2 separate regions of the Mus musculus genome follow, and region 2 is linked to region 1. Evidence: chromatin contacts called from ENCODE Hi-C or POLR2A ChIA-PET data. All regions are on one chromosome and are shown on one strand. Each heading gives the region's core, a stretch centred on a gene start or an enhancer-like site at or near the end of the contact. The rest is flanking DNA. Distances are from core to core; before and after follow the strand shown.

Evidence for each region. Hi-C counts contacts between places; a loop is a spot of excess contacts on that map. ChIA-PET counts read pairs that join two places held with the same protein, here RNA polymerase II (POLR2A).
Region 2: a loop to region 1 is called in a map of T-helper 17 cell, with 3 times the contacts of the local background. The contact joins the promoter of Dnaaf4 here to the promoter of Rfx7 in region 1. A Hi-C loop is called at or near these places in 1 of 37 maps with a recorded cell type or tissue (T-helper 17 cell). POLR2A ChIA-PET finds 5 or more read pairs at or near these places in 2 of 5 experiments (both embryonic stem cell).

The regions. Positions count from the first base shown.
Region 1 is chr9:72,530,536-72,533,560 of GRCm38, forward strand. Rfx7 (regulatory factor X, 7) reads left to right here and starts at 1,705. Exons shown (of 9, transcript NM_001033536.1): 1 at 1,705-2,445. The coding sequence starts at 2,285. It overlaps 4930509E16Rik (RIKEN cDNA 4930509E16 gene), which reads right to left and starts at 1,323. Exons shown (of 3, transcript NR_045735.1): 1 at 1,275-1,323.
Region 2 is chr9:72,956,808-72,960,168 of GRCm38, forward strand. It overlaps Dnaaf4 (dynein axonemal assembly factor 4), which reads left to right and starts at 1,978. Exons shown (of 9, transcript NM_026314.3): 1 at 1,978-2,190. The coding sequence starts at 2,068.

The DNA of each region.
Region 1 (3,025 bases), core at 455-2,954:
GTGAAGTTATTTTAAAGACATCTCGGTTCTCAACTTCCTTTTCTTAAGGTCTTTAGCAGGTCCTAGTTACCTTTCTTTGTTGATTCTCCCCCTCCCCCCCCTCCCCGAATGTGGCAATGTGAGGCCATCACTCTTCGGGTTTAAAAAAAAAAAATTAGAAAAAGGGGTCTGGGCCACTTTTCCCATTGTCTTTTTATATCATCTTCCCCGTGAATACAGAATTATAAATATGCATTCTGGAACACAGTCTGGATCCTCAGGAGGAAACTGTATTTTGCAAGGGTGTCCTTGCCTCCACCCATCCAGGTGCAAACATTCAGAGTATGGGCTTCCAGTCTGTATGAACCAGGCCTGAGGCCACATGGACAAAGCAAGAGAGTTTCAGGCCAAGGCAGGGAACAGAGCACTCAAAAGACCACGCAATCCAAGCCAATCAGATTCACCACCCACTAGAAGTCTGAAAGGTGGCAGGGCCTCCTAGCTCAAAGTCCATCCAGGAAAGTGGCCAGAAAATCTGACAGGGCCAAGTCTGATAGAAACACTGTCAGAGAAGTTACGGGCTGGGAGGCTCATTACAGCCACAGGCACTGAGAAAGGTCAGTGCGAGCTGTGCAGCTGTTCCATCTGGTGCCAGAGGCTTTGGCTGCTGTCTTCTACACCCAGGCGCTTAGCCTTCCTGACCAGCCCCACCTAGAAAAGCTAATTCTTCTGCTCTTCTAAGAGGAATGATTTGTTGGAGGCAGGGAGTCTCACTCTCAGCCAGCAAAGCTGTCTATGAATGGGAAGGGGGCGAAATGGTGGGCAGTCTCTGGCTGGGGTGAGTTTAGATGGCTGCGAAGGAAGAGCTCTTGGCTGAAGCTCGCGCCTCCATGTTGTATTACATGTGTTCCTTTTGAGAAACAGGAGGGGCCTTGGCTGCCAGGGACCCTGACAAGCCGCGACTTGAGCTGTGTGTCTCCGAGCCTGGGCTGAATTGGGAGTGTAGAGCAGGGAGGGCACTCCTGGCATAGGGGGTGGGGTGGGGAACAGCATGGGCAAAGGCACCAAGGAAGAATGAATCTGCTGCGCGCTGAGGATGGCATGGAGACTTCACTGATTGGAGCTGGGAGTTCTTGCAGGGGGGATGGAGGCGGCTGTGATTGGACGGCTAAAGTGGGGCCAGATTTGGAGGGCTTTGAATGCCCGACCGAGGAGCACTTCCACCAGCTTGCCACTTGCCATTTTCCGACCAGACCGAGTAGGCTCGCTGCGCTAGCTCGTCGAAAAGCTCTCACCTGCTCCAGCTCAGTCCGGTGGCTGAGAGAGGAAGCAGTCCTGACTAGTAGAGGGGAAACGCTCGCGAGCGTGTAGTGGGGGCGGGAGGGCGTGTAGATTCGTTTCACCTTACACACTAGGAAGCGATCAATTCTCCCTTCCACGCCGCACGGTGGCACAGGTCCACTCCCTGCCGCCGTCACGCGAGCCCGCTCCCCGCCCCCAACACGCCCCCCCAACCCCCTCGGCCGCCGCAGCCACCCGACCGCTCCCTCGGGGCCCCCGCCGCGGCTTCCTGGGCCCGCGGCCCGTAGCCGCTCCGCTCCGCCCCGCGCGCTCCGCGCCCCCCTGCGGCCCCCGCGCCGCGCCCGCACACGCGCGTCCACGCCCCCCGGCCGCGCGGTAGGTGTTGTGCCGTCTGCGCCGGGCCGCAGTGCGGCTGCGCGCGCTGGGCTGCTCCGGGCTGGCAGGGCAGCAGTGGCCGCGGCGGCGGCGGGGCCGGGAGCGAGCGAGGGAGCGAGCGGCGTGGGGGAGCTCGGAGGCGCCAGGCCCCCGGGGGAGGGCGGCCGGGGAGGCAGGCCCCCCGAGAGACCCGTCGGGTTGGATTTTGGGGCCGAGGGGGCGCCCGACCACGGACCTCGTTCTTCAGACGCCCCCCAGCCCCGGCCGCTGACGGGGGGCTGAGGGGCGCCGCCATGCCTCTGCCGCGGTGACGCGCGGGGCCGTAAGGAGAACCGGGAGAGGAACCGTGACGAGAACCGCGAGGAGAACCGGGAGAGGAACCGTGACGAGAGCCGCGAGGAGCCGCGCGGTCTCCCCGGGGATGTCCCTCAGGCGGCCGGAGAAAGCGACTCACTCGAGCCCTGGGGTATAGGCCTAGCTTATCCAGCTTCCTTCCTTCCTCCTCTTCCTCCCCCTCCTCCTCCTCTTCCTCCCCTCCCCCTCCTCCTCCCCTCGTCGTCCTCCCCTCCGCGTCTCTTCCCTCACCCTTCCCCGCGCCCCCATCTTCCCTCCCTCCCCTCCAGCAGCGATGGCAGAGGAACAACAACAGCCGCCACCACAGCAGCTCGATGCCCCTCAGCAGCTTCCCCTCAGCGCCCCCAACCCCGGGGTGGCTCTGCCAGCCCTTGTGCCCGGGCTGCCAGGGACAGAGGCCAACGCTCTGCAACACAAGATCAAGAACTCCATCTGGTAAGAGGATCCTCCATCGCTGGGGTAGAACAGCCTAGGCACATTGCTGCTGCAAAGGGGATGGGGGGCGGCGGCGGCATCCGAAGGGGAGGCTAATGCATTCATTGAAGGTGGGTTTCCAGAGCCGGGTGCATGGCTGTGCCACCTCTGGACGGGGGAAGGTTGCACCCACCCCTGGTCTCCTTAGACACACACACACACACACACACACACACACACACACACACACACACACCATGCTTCCCTCTTCTCAATTGTAAGCAGATAAACAAGTTATTTGTGCATTTTTCCATATACAGTAAGGGAAATATGGGTCAAGATTAAGTCATTGCATGATAGTGGCATGAATTGGAAACTTGTAATGTAAAAAATGTGTTGACTCCTTTTGTAGTCATAGGAGGAGCAAGAAGTGTATTGTGAATTTTGACCAAACAAGACATTGCATTAATATGCAGCACAAAAACCTAACATGTCTTTTTCATTCAATTGGATTAGCTGCTTTTTCTGGATGGTTTTGCCTCCTTTATTCTCGCACTTAATTTCCCTTCTAGGGAATTTATTCTTTGTATTGACTGTAAAG
Region 2 (3,361 bases), core at 728-3,227, 430 kb after region 1:
TAGAAGTTAGCTTTGAACTTCTGGTCTTCCTGTTTCCACTTTGCAAGTTCTAGGATTTCAGCACACACAGCTACACCTACCTGGTTTGTGTGATGCTGGGATTAAACCCAGGGCTTTGAGCATGCTAAGCAAGCTCTCTACCACCTGAGCTACCTCCTCAGCCCATCAAGTCCTTTAGTATTTTATAATTTATTTGGTTTTCCAAGATAGGATTTCTCTGTGCAGCCTTGCCTGTCATGGAACTTGCTCTGTAGACCAGGCTGGCCTCGAACTCAGAAATAGATGCCTGCCTCTGCCTCCCAAGCACTGGGACTAAAGGTGTGTTGGCACACTGCCTGACTTCTTTTTTATCTTTATTTTTAAAGATTTATTTATTTATTATATGTAAGTACACTGTAGCTGTCTTCAGACACACCAGAAGAGGGCGCCAGATCTCATTACAGATGGTTGTGAGCCACCATGTGTTTGCTGGGATTTGAACTCAGGACCTTTGGAAGAGCAGTCGGTGCTCTTATTCACTGAGCCATCTCACCAGCCCCAATTTTTTATTTTTAAGTATGTGCATGTGTGTATGTGTGTGTGTGTGTGTCTGTGTGTGTATACAGTGCCTGTAGAAGCCAGAAAAGACACAAGAGCTTGAGACAACATGCTAGGAACAAGAATAGAATAAAAAGAGGGAAATGGCAAAAAGCAGGATGAAAGTGAAACAAATCAGCAGGATGTTAGGTTCTCTGCTCAGAAGGACTGACAAAGGAGCAGAAGTTTGAGATAATGATCTGCTGACAAAACAGGTCAGGATCAGGAAGGGAGAGATACTAACACCAACTCTACTGATCCTAAACTTTCTGCAATAAATTATGCTGGAGTTTAAACATTTCCCTAAATGCTCTCCAAACTTTTTTTTTCTAGTTTAAAATGCAGCATTCTATGTGCAAATAACTTCTCTAGTACTTAATTACATTTATCATTCACATCAGACTCGCGTAATGTAGAAACTGGGCCTAAGGAAGTAGTGTAGAAGGAGCATTTAGAATAAATGAAAGATCTCAGTCATTTTTCTGCTAACAATGCACATGGCACTAAAGACGTTGGGCTGAACTACACGGCCTTCAAGTTTCTTGGCAGCTGAAGTTCGGTGTGTATTATTGAAGTCCAGTGTAAGCTACTGGGAAATGGATCAGTTTAAATCCAATAGATCCTACTATGGAATTGCAGCAAAGTTTATTGTGAGGCTTTTGGGTCTCAAAAATTGAAGTTTAGGTCCCTTCCCAGGGTTAAGGGAATGTACACACCAGTGCTCCTAGGATGGGTGACGGCGTCAGCCCCTGAACATCAAACGTTGCTTTGTATTTTGAGACAGAATATTTGTGTTTATCAGGGTGGGTCTCCAACTGAGGGCTCTGCTCAAGTCGTGAGATTACAGGCTACCACACAGCAAATGGTCAGAGCAAACCAAACGTCCTGACTCTAAATGTGCCTTGCTGTCACAATGTACACATTCCAGCTCTGCCGACCCATATCCCTCTGCATCCTAAAGCTCCAAGCTTTTTCCTTTCCAGAGCTGGGAATACAACCCAGCCTCTCCCAGGGAGCCACACCACAGCTTCTCTTCTCCTTTAGCAAAAAGTCACTTTAAACTATTTGTATGTAATTAAGTTGTGCCTGCGTGTGAGTGCGGTGCCCTCGGAAGCCAGAAGAGGGTATCAGATTGGAGCTCCTGGCGCTTGAGAGACGCCGAGCACGGGTGCTGAGCCTCGAACTCGGATCCTCTGGGAAGCAGTGCCTGCGCACGGCAGTCTCCTGTCCCCGAGCCCTCTCGTTTCCGTGTTCTGCTCTACTTCGTCCTCATTCTCTCAGAGGCAGCGGGGACACAGATACTCCAGACTCAAGTAGGACTACCGACAACTGCAATACCCAACATAGTGGGAGACCGAGGGTCCTACTGGACCCCTGACCCGGAAGGACCCTAAGGGCCGGAAGTGATGGCAACCCCGCAATCCCCGCTTCCCTAGCAACCCGATCGGCTTCCTAGCGACGTAAAGTGGCTGTGCAGTCCCTGGTCCCGCCATGCCAGTGCGAGTGAGCGAGTTCAGCTGGCAGCAGACGCCGGCCACGATCTTCCTGTCGCTGCCTTTGCGGGGCGTCTGCGTGCGCGATGCTGACGTATTCTGTGGGGAAAGTTACCTGAAGGTGGGCGGGGCGGAGATGCAGTTGCTGTGCGCCCCGGGAGCAGGAGCTGTCTTGTAGAGTGTCCATGGCTTTACTTTTTTAAAGTTAATTTTTAATTTACATTTTTTACCCTTAATTAATTTATTTTTGTTATGCTAAGGATCAAACCCAGCATCCTGTGTATGCCAAGCCACTGAGCTACATCTCTAGTAACTATGTATATATTAAATGTATGAATGCGTGCATTCATGAGTGTGCATCAGGTGTGTGCAAATGCCTGCGAAGGCCAGAAGAGGGGGGTCAGATCTCCTAGAACTAGAGTTACAGATGGTTGTGAGCCACGCAGGATGGAAGAATAAGTGCTCTTAACCACTGAACCATCTCTCCAGCCCCAATAGCTACAGGGGTGTGAGCAGGGTGGAGGGTGTCTTATTCTGTAGCCCACACTGGCAATCCTCCTGCCTCAGACTTCCAAGTGTTGGGATTAATGGGATGCTCTCCCATCCCTGGCTAAACCTCAACTTAAAGTTGATAAACAAGTCTAAAGCTGCTGAGATGGGCCAATGAGTTAATGCACTACCACCAAGCCTGACAGCTGCAGTTCCGTCCCCAGAAAGGAGAAAACCAATTTCTCACAATTCTCTGACCTCCTCCTGCGTGCCATGGCACTCAGACCCACACACATGCGCACAACGTTGTCATTAAAACAACAGCTGGGCAGTGGTGGTGCTCACCTTTAATCCCAGCACTTGGGAGGCAGAGGCAGGCGTATTTCTGAGTTCGAGGCCAGCCTGGTCTACAGAGTGAGTTCCAGGACAGCCAGGGCTACACAGAGAAACCCTGTCTCGAGAAACCAAAAAACAAAGCAAAACAAAACCAACCATCCAACCAACCAACCAAACAAAAATATCTAAAAAAAAAAAACAAAAAAACCAAACCAACAACAAAAACAAATCTGTTGTCAGTGTGGTGTCATCTAGACATATTCAGGTTCCAGATTTGCTTTCATCTATTGCGTCCTCATATGCTTTGCTAAATTATGCTGCCTGGAATAAATTCAGTGGGGTTTTGAGAAACATTTTACACACACACACACACACACACCGGGATGGAGAAGGGGAGGGCTGGCTTCAAACTGGCTCCCTCACTTCGTAGCTGAGAATGGCCTGGGATGTCTGAGCACCCTGCTTCT